Linked DNA regions of Mus musculus: region 2 is linked to region 1. The links are chromatin loops, found by intact Hi-C in ENCODE. Cell type or tissue: left cerebral cortex. All regions are shown on one strand. Links, peaks and the distances in the headings refer to the core of each region. The heading gives the core; the rest is flanking DNA. Region 1 overlaps Fam81a (family with sequence similarity 81, member A). Region 2 holds the start of Rnf111 (ring finger 111).

Region 1 (8,331 bases), core at 274-8,273:
ATGTGAGAAATCCAAGAAAGAGGAATTCACTCTCCTCTCAAACCAGATCTAATAGGGAAGATGGTAAGGTTCCCTTATTTTACAAGCTTCTTGGCACACAGCAGGAACCAACCTGTGTGTCTATTTTATATTCTTTCTTCTTGCTCAGTATTGAACTCTACACAGTTTGCCTTGTTTTTAAAGTCCTCTGTGACAGCCAGGCACAGTGCTGCAAACCTTAAATCCCAGCACTGGGGGGGGTGGGGGGGTGGGGGTGGGGGTGGCAAAGGCAGATGTACTGATGTGAATTGAAGCCAATCTGGGATACATAGCAAGTTCTAGGCTAGCCAGGGCTACAGACTGAGAGCTGCCTCTAAATAAACAGACAAACAGTTAAATGGTCACCTCTCGCAAACCTCTCAGGTTTGCATAGAGATGTGAGAGTTGTGAAAACTGAAACAGTTGCTCTGGGGAATCACCTATGAAAACATTTTTATGCTGACACTTACTGTTTTTCTTTGAAGATTAATTCTAAGACGTAGAATTACTTGATCAAAAATCTGAACAACATGGATAAATTTTGGCTACCTTATCAACTGTGCTTCTTGGATTTTGTTGTTGTAGTGCTTTGGGGATTACAATTCAAATACTGTATTTCAATTTATTTTTTAAGTGTATGTATGTATGTACGTATGTATGTATGTATGTATATGTTCATGCATGTGTATGTAGTGTGTCTGTAGAGGTCAGAGGTTGATGTGCAGTGTCTTCCTGAACCCATCCCTATCATAGTTTGGACACAGGGTCAGATCCTCCTGTCTCTGCCTTTCCAGTGTTGGAATCACAGCTTGTGTGGGCAGGCCTGGCTTTTACGTGGGTACTGGGGATCAAGCTTGAGATATTTTCCTTGCATGGGAAGCACTGACCAACTGAGCCATAATAAATAAATTCAAAAAAATTTTAGTAGACCTTGGGCTGGATGTATATATAAGTACTATACATAAGGCTCTGTGTTCAGTCTCTAGTATAGCAAAGCAAACAATAAAACAGATATTTTATTTATTTATTTAGCTATGTTAGACCCACAGCAGAACAGAACAGAAAGCCTTCATTCTGCCTGAGCCTTCATATATATATATCACCCCTGTCCCACACCCTGTCAGCCACATCCCCTATTGGAGTTCTACCTCAGAATGGTTCTGGACCTTACCAAGTATGATAGCCAGATCTTTTGATCTTCCTTCCTCCACTGCCAGATGTTGGGATTACAGATGTGTCTGCCATGTGAGGCTTACTCTGCTCGGATAGAACACAAGGCTATGCAGTGCTCCGCACACACGCTAGCAGCTGGACTACATCCTCAGCCCCCAGTGTATGGTTTCTGTGTCTCTGGCTACTAGAAAGGTTGACTGCGTTAATTATTTTAAGCCCCTTGTTTGCGAATTCCTTTCCATTTTCTTTACTCAGGGCTGGAAAACCGAAGCAAAGCCTGGCATCTAATGCACTGGTGCCCTAGGAGAGCGCCTGCTTCTTTTGCATCTATCTTCAGGCCCACTCCCTAGCTTTGACTTTCTGGGGACAGGACCTGGGACTCTTCATATAAAACAGGTCTTCTGGATGTCATGTGTGTTTCCCAAAGGCATTTGAGCACCATGGCCTTGTGTCTTATTATTATCAACAAAATCTGAAGAAACCCAAACAGAAAGCATGAGTGTTTCTTCCTATTTGTTGTTGTTGTTGCTTCTATTAGGGGTAGCTTCCCATTGTGCTTATTGAGGAGAGAGGGAGAGAGAGAGAGAGAGAGAGAGAGAGAGAGAGAGAGAGAGAGAGAGACAGAGAGAGACAGAGAGAGAGAGAGAGAGAGCGCTCCGCCAGTGCCTTTCACCAGTGGGAGAGAGCCAGAGATGGATTAGTCAGGCTTGAGGTCTCCTTGCAGGAATGTGCTCAGATGAGTAACGTTTTGCCATTCATAGGTGATTGTAGCTAGTGTGCGCATTCTTCAGAGAGCAGGTTCATTCATTCAAAAATTGGGAGCCATAGGAAATAATAGGTCTGGCAATTGCAAATTCCATTTTCAGTGGCAATAAAATGTGTCACCAAGCTGAACAAAATAGGGAAACAGTTCCCTGTATGGGTGCTGGCGGTAAGGGACACTGGCCACTTGCTGCCTGCCCCCTCACTAGTCCCTCCCCCCGTCCTTGCCCCCCCCCCCTTCTTGTGCACCTGGACTGCACAGACAAGAGGGTCTGGCAGTGCCAGCTGCAGCCGGGAAAGGCAGAGTGAGGCCTTAGCAATCTGAGGAGGAGGAGCCGGGCACATTGCCTCCCTCTACAGAAGGAGGCAAGGAGACATTGTGGAGGTAGCTGTGGAGGCCCACTCTCCCACTCTTCCTCTTAGTCTTTGGCTACGACTGGCACAACTCCCTCACTGGCTGTACCTCCAGCCTACTGACGCTTCCACTCCTGTCAGAAACACCCACTGAGCACGCCAGTGAGCCGACAAAGGAAAGCTCTATCCCATCCGAGGACCCAGCAGCCATAGGAGGAGGAAAAGCCACGCCCCCCAGCAGAGGGAACCAGCGGCCCGGAATAAAAGAGCAGTTTACATACTTAGGACCCCTGAGCACAGTGTAAAACTGCTGCCTTGAATTTAGAGTTTTCTGGGTCCCAGGAAAGAGTGGAAGAAATCCCGGAGAGATGAGCATCAAAATCAGAATGGAGCTGTCAGGAAGGGCAAGCTAGACTGGCGCAGGAATGGCAGGCGCTCCAGCGGGAGGGGGCAGAAGGAGAGAGGCAATTCTAGTTACACACGGGAGTTACTCATGGGTTGAAGAGTTTGAAAAGTTCACCAAGCTCCAGGTTAAAGCTTCGGTTTTAAAAGCAGAGTTGGGTCGTCGATTCTGGTAAGATGGATCGGTGGTCCAGTTTGATTTGGTTACTAGCACCCACCTTAGTCCCAATTACCCCCAACTCCAGTTGCAGAGCGTCAGACACCCTCTTCTGGAGTTCATGGTCACCCACACACCGGGCATAGGCTCTCACACACATGCACTTAAGTGAAAATTCGAAAACTCGGTCATGTGCCATGAAGCAAAACTTAGCATGTTAAAAACATGAAATGTCTTACCGACTTTTTTAATAAGCCAGTATAGTGAGGATTAATTAACAAAGACAGAGCCAGTGAGGTGGAACAGCAGGAAAAGGCATTTGCTGCCACTCCTAAAAACTTCAATCCGATCCCTAGGAGCCTGGGATCGAGAGAATCCACTCCCGAAAATTGTTCTCTTGAAACCTACTCCTAACTAAATAAAATGTTATTTAAAAAATAAAAAAATAAAAAAAACAGCTTGAAATAAAGAAACACATTTTAAATTCTGTTTTGACTTTTTGCGACGTCTTGTGATGTAACCTTGGCTAGCCTCCAATTCAAAACCCTCCTGAGTGTTGGGATTACATACTTGTGCCACTGTGTGGGCCAACTCTAATTAATTCTGACATCCTTAGATAGTCAGACATCCTTAAATCAAAGAGAAATTCAATCCAAAATTAAAACCATGTAAAATAAAATAACAGGAGCAGGGCACGGTGGCTTATCTCTGAGCTCCTCGGTGCTTGGGGTGGCCCAGGCAGGAGGAGGGGAAATTAGAGGCCAGCTTTGATTACACCATGAGCTACTGTCTCAAAAGACAAATAAACAAATAAGTCTACACGCAGCTTAAGGCATAGCAGATAAATAAAATCACTCCCATACGAAGGAAAGATAATAAAAAAATAAAAGAACACAGTTTTATTGGTGGATTAGGGAACTCTCAGTGGAGAGTTATACCTCTTTCTGGGCTTACTGGTTCTCTGCTTCTGGGTTCATCAGTTCACTGATAAAAAGAGCTCCTTAGGCAGGCAGATGTTCATGAGTGTAAGGCCAGCCTGATCTACACATCAAGTTCAGGACCAGCCAGGGTTAACAGTAAGACCTTTAGTTTTAAACAAACAAACAAACTAACTAACTAACAAACAAACAAAATCTTCTTTTGGGAAAAAAATGAGTCGAGCACTCATATACTTTCCTGAATTATGAAATGGACACGTGTGAATTTGCCACTGACCCTAAGTGTCCTTTTTGTTGCCCAGGTTCTCCAGGAGCAGATCCGTGCCAGGGACAACATCAGCTATGGAACTAATTCTGCCTTAAAGACGCTGGAGATGCGCCAGCTCTCTGGCTTGGGAGATCTCCGAGGAAGAGTTGCAAGGTAGGTGCCCTCAAAACATCCCACGGAAGTGTCTTGGGGAAGGAAGGGTTATTTTGGCTCACAGCTGGAAGTTACAGTCCATCAGGTGGGGAAGATGTGTCATCAGGAGTGTGAGGTGACTATTCTCATGGGGTTCAAGGTCAAGGAGCAGAGGGAGATGGGTTATAACTAAGATTGATTTCTTCTTTTTATTCAGTCTGGGACGAGAGCCCCTGAGGCGGCTCTGGCCACACTCAGGGTAGGTTTTTCCCTCTTCAGTTTCGCCTCTCTAGTAACGCCCTCACAGCTAAGCCCAGAGGTCTTCTGGGTGATTCTGAATTCAGTCAAGCTGGCCAGGAAGATGACCAGTACAGCAGGTATTCAAATGTTGGAGACTTTACTCCTTGAGAGCAATTTCGTTTGACGTTGAGATGCTCAGGGAGTAAAGTGCTCACTGTTGGAAGTTTGCTGAACTGAGGTGGAAGGAGGGCACTAACTCCACGAGGTTGTTCTTTTCTCTCAGATCTCTCTCTCTCTCTCTCTCTCTCTCTCTCTCTCTCTCTCTCTCTCTCTCACACACACACACACACACACACACACACAGAGCACTGCCCTCATCACCACCATCATCATAAATACCCATACTTTTTATGAACTCCAATTTAGTGAAGAAGTCCAGTAATTTCTTTTACTACCCCCTTTCTAGCTTTGACCACAGAAGCTACTGGCAGACTTCAACCCTGGGTGTCAGCCTGCCATGATTTCTTTCAGTGCCAAAACTGGCTGGGTCATCATGGGAGGAAATGATCAGAGAGCGCCCTCTGCTGGTGGAAGTTATTTGGTCACGTAATAGTATGGTCAGTGAATCACGTAACTCACAGCTTACTGTTTGAATGCCTTTTCAAATGTTCATCTTTGTTATAATTAACTTTTTTTTTATTTCCTGAAATTATTGATTTCCCATAGGCTGGAAATTTTAATATGTGTTTTCCTATAAGTGTGGAAAGTGATTTTCTCTTTACTTGGGTATTTTCCATGAACCCAGAGCCTCAGGATTACCTGGGATATTTCTTCAAATGTATTTTGTTTACAGTTACATTTATGCGCTTATGCGCACAGGTGTGTATACACACGTGTGTGTACTGTGTCACCTGTGTGGATATCAGAGGATAAATGCAGAAATCAATACTCTCCTTCTACCCCACCTGTCTCGGGAAACTCAAGTTATCGGGTCTAGCTAGTGCTTTTACGGGTTGTGCCTTCTTCCTGGCTCTTACCTGGGACCTTGTGAGCAATGTCCACTGCTCCCACGTCCCACAGCTACTGAATTAGAATCTGTTTCTAAAGAGATACCTGGGTTCTAGGCGCACTATATTTGAGAGTTGTTGCAAGAGGCCTTCCCTTCCGGATTACTTTTAGCTGGCTGGGATGAAGTTGTCCTGACTACAGTTGGGCCTCTTTTACCCTCTGCTGCTATCAAGCGCTCAGTACAACTTTACAGCTAATAATGGGGATTTGGAGCAAAGACGCACTTTCAGCCAGTTTGGGGTAGCAGTGAGCTCAGGTGAGCATGGGATGAAATTAGGAACGAGACCAACAGAGACCAGGCACTGTTAAGGCCGCAGAGAGAGCCACGGTCTGGTGTATTTGTGACGAAACCTAGTTATTGATTGATGTCCATAGGTGCTACAGTAGAGAAAGAACCTCACCAAGATGCTAAGTCTCCATTTTCTGAAGAAGCAGAGGGGTTCAGCCTTCTTGGAAAAGGCTGACCCCCGCCTAGCTCACTGCAGTTACTTTATTCAAACATCATACAAGGTTAATTGGGGCTGGGAAAGGTTCCAGCTACCAAAGTTATCTTGCCCTTGCTGCCCCTGAGAGCAGACAATTCCCACAGATCTCGGTCCCTTTTGACCATGGCTAGCCATAACCAAAAGAAAGAATTCCTGGTTTGTCGGGAGCACCTTGGGACCAAGGTCGGGGCAGCTGCAGGCTCTCACGTAGCACCAAGTGCAGATCCTCTAAACAAATAACATCTCTTCAAGGTTCAAACAGCCACAGAACAATTTCTCAGCTTCTATTGATTGACCCAAACACAGCAAAGGCTTTGCTGAGACACTGCACTCAAAGCCAGACACAGCGGCTTACTATACATTTCCCTTAAAGCCAGACATAGCGGCTTTACTATGCATATCACAACATCTAGTGTCTTGTATTCCGGGCATGCGTCTTGGCAGACTGAAGGGTAAAGAACTGTGTTCAGCTGGAGGAGGCTCTAAGGGCTGAATGAAGGGTGGAGTCTCCACTCCTCTCTGGTTCTTGCTGGTGTGTTGTTCTGTTCTGTTTTGTTCTGTTCTGTTTTGTTTTGTTTTGTTTTTATTTACTTAATGTGCAGGCGTGTGCCAGACTGTGTATATGCACCGTATGTATGCAGGAGTCTATGGACGAGAGGAGAAGACATCAGATTCCCTGGAACTGCAGTTCTAGGCGTTTGGAAGCTACCCTGAATTCTGGGGACTGAACCCAGCTCTCTGCAAGAGCAGTGAGCACTCTTAACCTCTGGGTCACCTCTCCAGCTCCTCCTCCTCCTCCTCCTCCTCCTCCTTCTTTATTTGGAATGGAAATGGAGTCTCCATAACTCTAGCAGGCCCTGCTCCATCTCGTCCTGTCTCAGTCTCCTGAGTGCTGGGACTGGAGGTGTGCTCCACCATGTCTGGCCTGTGTCATTTGCCAGGATGAACCCCTCCAGTCTCCATAGTCTGATCTCCTCACCCCTCCCTACTGTTGTCTTGCCCCTTCAGTCATATGCCAACCCTTGTTAATCTTCCCAGAAAAGTCATTCTTCTACCATAGGGCCTTGGCACGTGCTGGTCTCCCACTGAGGACCTTTCCACTTCCTCTTCTTACTCCTTGTCCACCTTTAAAGGGTAGCACAGATGTCCTCTGCTCCGGGAGTACTCCCTGACACCCTGCCTGCAGAGTGCCCTCTCCCCCAACGACGTAAGCCCCACCCAGTCACTCCGCTGTCTTCTGAGTTGTCTTAGAGTGGGGCTCTGTATCATTTACTTCTGTAGTCAAGTCCCTGGAGCCCGTTGAGAACAGGAGATACTCAACTAATGCTTGCTTGGATGGATGCCCGAGCTAGAAAAGTCACTGGGGCAGGACTGAGAACTCTTGAGTCCTTGTTTGGCTTTTAAAAGACCCCGAAGCTCAGAGAACAGCGGGAACTTGGAAGGACTTGAGACCACAAGGTGGAGCAGGGACTTGAGACGGCTGAGGAGTTTCATGGCCACTGTGTTTGTTAGTGGTCTTTCTTTACAGCAGTGGTTCTCACCCTTCCTAGCACTGCAGCCTTTTAACTCAGTTTCTCATGCTGTACTGACCCCCAGCCATAAAAGTATTTTCATTGCCACTTCATAACTGTAGCTTTGCTACTGATATGAATCTTAATGTAAATAGCTGTGTTTTCTGATCCTCTTAGATGACCCCTATAAAGGAGTCATTTGACCCCAAAGGGGTCCCCACTCACAGGCTGAGAATCACTGTTCTAAAGCGACAGAACCAACAGTGGTGTGTGTGTGTGTGTGTGTGTGTGTGTGTGTCTATGTGTGTAATGATTATATTGGTCTATGTAGCACAGTCTGGCAGTCAGATGTTGATTATCTCCATGCTGGAGAGGCTGAGGACCCAGGAGCTGCTTAGCCAGACACCTCAGCAGCCCAACCCTGGTGCTGAGGGCCTGGGGGATTCCCAGAGAGCGAGAGGTCTTTAGTCCACGTTGGAAGCCTGAAGAAAGTCTGATATCAGTGGGGGAGGGTAGCAGTATCAGCAAGAGGGTAGATGACCTTGTTAGTAAGGCTCAAAGGCAAGGAGGCACACAGCACAGGTTCCTCTCAGACCCCCTCTTATCTGGGCTGCCACAGGAAGGTGCTGCCTATGTTTAGTGTGGGTCTTCTCACTTCTGGTTGCCTGATGAGAAAAATCCCTCACAGATGTGCCCACTAGCTGGATCCAGTCAAGATGATAACCCAAATTAACTGTCACGCTGCTGTGGGTGCGGGTGGAGATTTAAGGTGCATGTGTGCCACAGGCAGGGAAAGAGTGGGCCACAAATGGCTGCTATCAGC
Region 2 (8,331 bases), core at 150-8,149, 390 kb before region 1:
AGTTGAAAAAGAGGCAAAAACTCCTGGAGCAAAGTTCCTATGGAGGCAAATGGTTAATGATCGAATGAATTAGTCTTGAGCCGGAGAACGGTTTCTTCCACTCCAACAGGCAAAACGTGATTGCACAAACAGAAGGTTGTTAATTTCAGACAGCAAACCTAGGGTTGGTACAGGATGCTGTGTTGGCTTGTTTTGTTTTGAAAGTGTTACAAGAAACTTAAGAAGACTACTGAAATCTACCCACTGGGTGGGGGCAGGATAGTTAAGACCTAGCATGAAAAGATACTGGAGACTCTGGATTTTGAGCAGTTTTATTTGTTAAACCAAGGATTTAGGACCTGAAGGTGATGAAGGGTTATTAAAGGATTTTAAGTTATTCGTTGCTTCCCAGTTTGCTCTGTCCCGACATCTCTTTAGACTTTAACTCATGGTGGTATGGGAGTATAGGGAGGGGGGAACCAGAAAAGTGCTATTGCATGAATCCAGGTGTGAGCTTCCTCCTTCTCTAACTTCCCCCTTACTGCTGCAGATGCAAACCACAGCAGACCTTTCAGTCTTAAGAATTTTCTGATCTGGGCTTCCTGTCTTGGTTTGTCATCACCATCCCTGCAACTATGTCAAAGGCTATTCTGATGTTTTTGTTTTTGTTTGGTTTTTCAAGACAGGGTTTCTCTGTGTAGCCCTGGCTGTCCTGGAACTCACTTTGTAGACCAAGCTGGCCTCAAACTTAGAGATCTGCCTGCCTCTGCCTGGAATTAAAGGCAGGCACCATTACAGCATGGCTCTTCTGATGCTTTTAATTTCAGTGCTTTAGGCATTCTGCACCCAGCCACTTGCAAACTTTCTACCTGGGTAAATGGCACAATCTTGTATTTCAAAGAGAAGTCAAAGGTTTGACCCCCTTAGGCAAGTAAACCTAATTATATTTGTCCAATCATTTCTTTTCAGTACAATGGCCAATTTTATTCATCTGACCAACCATTGTTCTCCAGGGATTATTGGATCTATTATCATTTACCTCTTCATTTTTCTGACCCTTTTCCCTTCAACATATCAAAAGGATTTAAATCCTTACTCTTTTCTTTTTCTCTTTGTTTCTTTGTTTCTTTGTTTCTTTGTTTCTTTCTTTCTTTCTTTCTTCCTTTTTCTTTCTGACTAGGTATCCTGCTAGACTTGTCTCTTTTTCATTCATTACCAATTTAACAAAATAGTATTAGCTCTGGTGTAACTAGTGTGCAATACTTTCTACATTGGGACTTTTCAGCTGAGATATTGACTTCACAGCCCAGATGACTCTTTGTTGTGGGTGGTGTCCTGCCCATGGCTTGGTGCTTAGTACCTCTTACAAGATGTCAGCAACATTTCCCCAGTTGTGACAACCAAAATCATCTTTTGATTATGTCAAACAATACCCGAGTGTCAAAACCAACTTCATAGAGAAACTCTGTTCTCTATGTCAAGATAATCTATGAAGCTGGTCAAGTTTACAGATCTTTCTATTGCTCAACCAACAGCATTTCATGAATCCATGATCATACTCTTTATTGCTAAATTTCCTCCTAATTTTTTACTACCTATATATCTTGACTCAATTTCTCTTCCTTCCTCCTTCCCTCCCTCCCTCTCTAACACATTCAACTCCTCCTAGAATTTCCTTTCACTTCAGCTCTTTAAATAACAAACATTCCACATATCTATTTCCTCTCATTTCTACTCTGGTTGACCTTACCAAAATGCTTGCTTCAACTGTCAGAAATGTAAGTTAATGAATCCGAATCTCCATCATTAGCCCAGTGGTCTACTTAGTTTTAGATTAACACACTCAACAACCAACTAAGTTCAAGCCTTTGGGTAAACATTAGACACTTCAAAAACTCTACCTGATCAGAACAGACAAGTCTTGCCTCTAACCTAAAGTCCCCAACCCAAGAAGCACACATCTTTAGTCCCAGAAGCAGAGGCAGAGGCAGGCAGATTTCTGAATTCGAGGCCAGCCTGGTCTACAGAGTGAGTTCCAGGAAAGCCGGGGCAATACAGAAAAACCCTGTCTCGAAAAAAACCAAACCTAACCAAGCCCGGAAACAAAACAAAACAAAACAAAACAAAACAAAAAAGTCCTGGGCTTTGATAGTCCCGATAGAATTCTACTTGTAGAGGGCAGCAACTAGGGAGGCTGAGGAAATCCAAATCCAATGTTTTCCATTTCTTCTTCTTTTAAAATTTAAAAATACTCCCAGTTCTTGGGAGGCAGAGTCAGGTGGATCTCTGAGTCTCTGGAGTGAGTTCCAAGACAGCCAGGGCTACACAGAGAAACTCTGTCTCGAAAAACCAAAACCAAACCAAACCAAGCCAAAAAATCACCTTCACTAAATATGGAGAACATGAGTGAATATTATCGACGAGCTGATGTAGAAGGAGGTTATTAATGCTTGTTAAATACTTAATTGGTAATATAAGGTACTTTAAGTCGTCATATTTGACCTCACAAGATCATTTTGAAGCATATAAGGCTATCATGTTTTATAGAAGAGGAAACTGAGATTTATAAAGGTGTTAATAAGTCAGCTTGGGCACCCTCACTTTGCTTTCTGACCGGAAATCTGTCTGATTGACTGCAGAGCCCACTCTCTGTCCTTACATCCTTCTAGGGCACACAATAAAAACTGCAATCTTCTGGGTTTTGTGAGGCAATTAAGAAGTCATCTGCGATTGTATAGCTCCCAGGCTACCTAATAATACATTTGAAATGATTTTGAAAATTCACTTCACCAGTGAGATGAGATCTCTGTTTTGGGTATCATCTGCTGAGAAAGACACTAACCCGTGTTTTTTTGTTTTTTTATTTAAAGGCGCGACTAGTGCAATCAGTAAGCTGGAATAATTTTTAGTTTGAGAAAAAGCAACCAGTACGTAGGCGGAATTATGCTGAAGCACTGTTGAGCCCGAAATCACGGAAGAAAGTGAACCCAACCACCTTATTTTTAACTTAGTCCCACTGGGCCAACAGTTCGCCTAAGCCAGTGCAAAGAGGAAGGACTGGGACGCAGGGGGGCGGTCCCTGGCCCGCACATGCGCAGACATACTGCTGTGAGAGGGCGTGAGGGTCCGGAGCGCTCGCTTTCCGAACTGTCGTAAAAGGGCCCCGGTGTCGCGCTCGCGCAGTCGGGGAGGGCCGGCCCAGGCTGCGGCGGCGGCGACGGCGATGGTGGCGGGGCGCTGGTGCTGCGCGGCGTAAGGCACGCCGGCCGTTCAGGGTCGCGAGCGCGCGTGGGCCGCGATCGGGTGCTCGGAGCCGGGTCCAGCCGAGCCAGGCTCAGCCTCACGCTCCGCGGCGGCGGTGTTGACAGACGCCCTCCTGAGGAGAGCCGCCCGGCCCGCCTCAGCCTCACCCGGCCGAGCGCTGTTCCCCAGCCCCGCGCCAGCGAGTCCGGGACCTGGCCGCACGGGGCCTGCGGACTCGGGTGAGGGCGCCGGCGGAAGGGGGGGGGGTGCGGGGGAGGGGAGCGGCGCGGTGGCGCTTGCGCGCGGCGGGGGAGGGGCCGAGCAGGAGGGAGAAAGAGGAAGGGCCGCGGCGGCCGGCCCGGGTCGGCGACAGGGGAATGACCGCGGGTCCCGGACGGCGCGGAGTGGCTCATTGTGTCCGGGCAAGAGTCCGCCCGCGGACACACCCACGGCCTCTTGGGAGGGGGTGGGTGAGGGGATTGCGCCCCGGGGCCGCCGCTCGCCAGCGGGACTGGGGCTCAGGGCCGAGGAGTGGGGGTGACAATGGAGTGAGGAAGGTAACCCCGGCTGGAGCCGGGAGCCGCCCGGTGCGGGCGGGCACGCGCAGTCCGCGGAGCAGAAGACAGGCGCGTCTGATATTGTGTGGAGTTGGCTGGTTAGTCATTAAAAAAAGATGTTTTCTTTATCCTGCCTAGATAATTGATCGGAGTCAGCAGTGGTGCGGTGGAAATATCGGTTTTTGTTCTGGAGAAATAGAGGTTTGTCACCACACTTCTTAGATTATAGAGCTTTATAGATAATTTTAAAAAAAAAGTGTGACTTTTTAGCGTCCAAAAAAAACAACAACCAAAAACCAAAAAACCAGGAAGTTGTAGCTAGCGCCTTCACTTAATTTGCTCATGTCTGGGGTGACTCCATTGTATTGTTGAGAGCTTTCCTGTTCCTTGATTTATGTACAGAATGAGTTTAGAACTCCTGAGTAGCAGTGAGTGAGCCAGCTGACAGAGACCTCATTGTCAGAGTTCTGACAGCTCTTGAACCTGACTTGATCCAAACTTAGTTCCATTTGGCACTTTTATCTTTAATTTTCTTGTTTTGGGGACCTCTTTAACCAAAGAGAGCAAAATCAAAAAAAAGATGAACAGAGGTTCCTCATATCTTTACCATTTGTCTTTGCAATAGCTCTCACGTGACTTAATACAGATGTCCTTTCAAGAATTCTGATTTTACTTAGCTTTTGAGTCTACGTTAAAGAACCCAAACAAACCCCAAAACCTTCATGTGCGTATATACCAGTGTGTGGGGTCTGTACATGTGAGTGCAGGTGCCTCTGAGGCCGGAAGAGGACCTAGTACTCTGGAGTGGTAGTTAAAGGAGGTTTTGCACTGCCCTGTATAGGTGCTGAGTCCCGATTGGGTCCTCAGCCAGCATAGTAAGCACTCTTGACAACAAACCATTTTTCCAGGTCTGGATTTATATTTTGATAGTTTGTAACTAAGTGATTTTTTGTTTTGTTTTTATTTTAGTAAAAAGGTTTAGTAGAAACTGGTCATTGTAATATTGTGTTACATTGTGACATAGGTTTTAAGGAAGCTCTTCTATTTTGAAGAGAAACAATTTAGCTTTAAATTACTTTTGTAGCAGGAGTGCTGAGTGTGTGATGGCTCGAGTTGCCTTTAATCCTAACATTTGGGAGGCAGAGCCTAGCTTGGTGTATATAGTGAGTTCTACAACAGCCCATACTATGTAGAGAGATCCTATTTTAAATACCCACCCCCAAAATATATATTACTTTTGCTACTTTCTTAGGGTGTAACCATGGACAAATTATTTCATTGTATCCTGCTTGCTTGTTACCTCAGAGTCTCAGTAGTATCTGAAAAAATTACTGAGGGCATTTGTGAGTTGGGTGAATGATAGTGGGGAAAATTAGCAAGAATAATTTTTGTTTGTTTGTTTGTTTGTTTTCGAGACAGGGTTTCTCTGTATAGCCCTGGTTGTCCTAGAACTCACTCTGTAGACCAGGCTGGCCTCGAACTCAGAAATTCGCCTGTCTCTAGTAGTTTTTTTCTTAATAATCAGGGTTGGGTGTCATGTATGTGTGTTTTCTTTTGTCATCTTTCCCCTTTGTTCTCTGTATATTGGTCACTTGTATCCCAGATGGTTCACTAGAAATAGTCAGTCTTTAGCTCCTATACTCAGAAATCTTTCTGCCTCAGCCTCCAAAGGAGCTGGGACTGCAGGTTTCTGTCATTGTACTTGGGTCTCGAGTTTATAGTTGAAAAAAGCTATAATAAAAATAATTAGGCTTAATGAAGAATGTGTGCTAGCTGGGGTTATATTCAGCAAGTTTTGTTTTGGTGTTTCATATTTGTAAGAAATTGAGACATGTTTCTACTGATATTCTAAGAGAACAGCAGTTTATTTGCATAAAGCTAAAGAGCAGTAAGTTTTTGAGCAGGTGCATCTGAGTACAGTTTTTTTTTTTAAGTTGAAAATATGAAATAGAAAATTCATTGTATCAAAACATTCATAGCTTAAAAGTCTTAAAGATGTCATGATTAGCCGGGCAGTGGTGGCACACGCCTTTAATCCCAGCACTCGGGAGGCAGAGGCAGGCGGATTTCTGAGTTCGAGGCCAGCCTGGTCTACAGAGTGAGTTCCAGGACAGCCAGGGCTACACAGAGAAACCCTGTCTCGAAAAACAAAAAAAACAAAACAAAACAAAAAAGTTATGGTAATAAAGGGCTTTGGTATCATGCATTAGTTACAACTTAGTTATATGTGTCCCTGCTTTTACCCCAACTCCATGGACTTGGGTCTTTAATAGAGGGAAATAGACTGACAGAACAACAACAACAAAATAATAGTAATTAAGATTTGTTACATTTGTTTAGGTGTAGTATGGTTGTTGTACATTGGATCTGAATTTATTGTTAACTTTTCTTGAAGTTATAGCCTTCTCAATTAGTAAAATGAGTATAAAATTCATAAATGTTCATTTCTAGCCTCTGGTTTTGGGTGTGTGTGTGCCACATTTAATAGCTTCTATTTTTAGTTCTTTCAATATTCACTGTTAGATTTATCAGGACAGCTCTCTAGAAAGAAATGCTCTATGGAGAGTATAAATTGATGCGTGTATGCAAATAAAGCACATACATATGCATTAACCTTCAATGAAGCCATATTTGTTCATGGTAGTGGATAATTCTGTCCATTGGAGAAGTTACTCAGAGTGTTTTGTTTGTTTTGTGTTTTCCGAAGATGGGAGTGTACTATAACCTGGTTCTCATTGAATATCTCAGGCTGGCCACTCAGGTCACCAAAGTGCTGGTGATTACAAGTGTGAGCTTGTGTCCAGTTTTACCAACCTTTTACACCTTTCAGAAAATTCTAAATATGAATACACCCCCCAAACCCCAACCCCTGATTTTGAGACCAGGCTCTCAGGCATCTCAGGTTAAATTCACTGTAAAGCCAGAAAGTTCCTTGAATTTCTCCCCCTCCCCTCCCCTCCCTTCCCCCCCCCCCTTCTTTCTTTCTTTCCCTGAGACTAGGTTTCTCTGTGTAGCCCTAGAATTCACTTTGTAGCTTAGGCTCAAACTCAGATCTGCCTGCCTGTGCATCTCAAGTGCTGGCATCAAAGGTGTGTGTCAATTTAAGTATATTGAATTTCTAATCCTCTTCTAGATGTGGGATAGTATGGGCTACAGCATTGTTTATAAAAATGATACTTTGGTTTTGGTTTTTCGAGACAGGGTTTCTCTTTATAGCCCTGGCTGTCCTGGAACTCACTTTGTAGACCAGGCTGGCCTCGAACTCAGAAATTCTCCTGCCTCTGCCTCCGGAGTGCTGGGATTAGAAATCCACCTGCCTCTGTCTCCCAAGTGCTGGGATTAAAGTCGTGTGTCACCACTGCCCGGCATATTGACCATCTTATACTCTATTCTCTCTTGTATCTCTCAGGTTGCTGCCTGGGTTTCTGTAGGTAGTCAGAAATTGACAATAGATGAAAAGAAAGTTACAAATGATAGAAACACAGAGCAGAGCTGATATGTTACATGGAGGTTTTACATTATGATATACTTTAAGTATGTGTTGATTGCCTCATGTTGTAGGCAGATACTGATTGGTCTGCAGGGATCAAGATGTTGCCTTCATAGAGTAGACAGTCTGTTGAGTTACAACCTCATAAATAGGATAAATAGTGGTGAGTGCCTTGAGGAAAATAAGATCATGTTGTAGAGAAGAATGGAAATAGGCTTCTTATGTAGGTAGAAAGGTGGCACAGCCGTGTTTTAGAGTTACTCTCAGATGAGATAAAGATGATAATAATATGTTTACTTACGTAGGAACATGTCTAGATTTTAGAGCTAGAGACTGAAGAATGAGAAAAGAGGCTGTAGGGGCTGGAGGGATGGCTTAGCAGTTAAGAGCACTGACTTTTCTTCTGAAGGTCCTGAGTTCAAATCCCAGCAACCACATGGTGGCTCACAACCATCTGTAATGACATCTGACGCCTCTACTGGTGTGTCTGAAGACAGCTACAGTGTACTTACATATAATAATAAATAAATCTTTTTAAAAAAAAAAAGAGAGAAAAGGGGATGAGAATTTAGCTCTGGGGGAGAGTGTTTACCTCAAAATTTCAAGGGCCTGAGTTCAGTCTCCAGCACTGAAAAGGGGGGATTGCATGGTAGCTCATAGTAGAGTTCTTATGTGTCTGCATGTTCATGTGTATGATGTGGAGGCCAGAGCATACCCTTGAGTGTTGGTCCTCCAATGCTGTATTTGTTAGGGTTCTCAAGAGGAGCAGAACTTAGAGAATGAACCTATTTATATATAGAAAAGAGATTAGAGTGACTTACAGGCTGTGGCCCAGGTATTCCAACACTGGCTGTCTACCAATGGAAAGTTTAAGAATCTAGTAGTTGTAGTTGTTCAATCCATGAGCTTGGCTATTTCAGCACATACTGATGTATGAAGACTGAACACTTGGATATCTTCAGTATACACTGGAATCCAGAAGTAGGCTCTACTGCCAGTGAAGGAATGAACTTGCCAACAAGAATGGGGACAAACAGGCAAAGAACAAAAGCTTTCTTTTCT

What was found. Peaks named below come from ENCODE experiments on the same cell type or tissue, not always from the same donor. Only the 100,000 strongest peaks of a DNase experiment are listed, where the experiment ranks them.
Region 2: a loop joins it to region 1, with 2.3 times the contacts of the local background. A loop is called at or near these places in 6 of 42 quality-filtered maps.

What each region holds. Positions count from the first base shown.
Region 1 is chr9:70,106,152-70,114,482 of GRCm38, reverse strand. Fam81a (family with sequence similarity 81, member A) reads left to right here. Exons shown (of 9, transcript NM_029784.2): 4 at 4,107-4,225. Among named protein-coding and RNA genes, the nearest start is that of Gm39369, 27 kb to the right of the region's middle. In left cerebral cortex, for the core only: a CTCF peak has its summit at 5,017 (motif pointing left); DNase peaks (open chromatin) are centred at 4,176, 5,016, 6,394, 8,192 and 2 more places; H3K27ac peaks cover 370 bases.
Region 2 is chr9:70,498,589-70,506,919 of GRCm38, reverse strand. It overlaps Rnf111 (ring finger 111), which reads left to right and starts at 3,145. Exons shown (of 15, transcript NM_033604.3): 1 at 3,145-3,461; 2 at 3,918-3,980. In left cerebral cortex, for the core only: no CTCF peak of the experiment used is centred there; DNase peaks (open chromatin) are centred at 3,093 and 3,534; H3K4me3 peaks cover 2,291 bases; H3K27ac peaks cover 1,580 bases.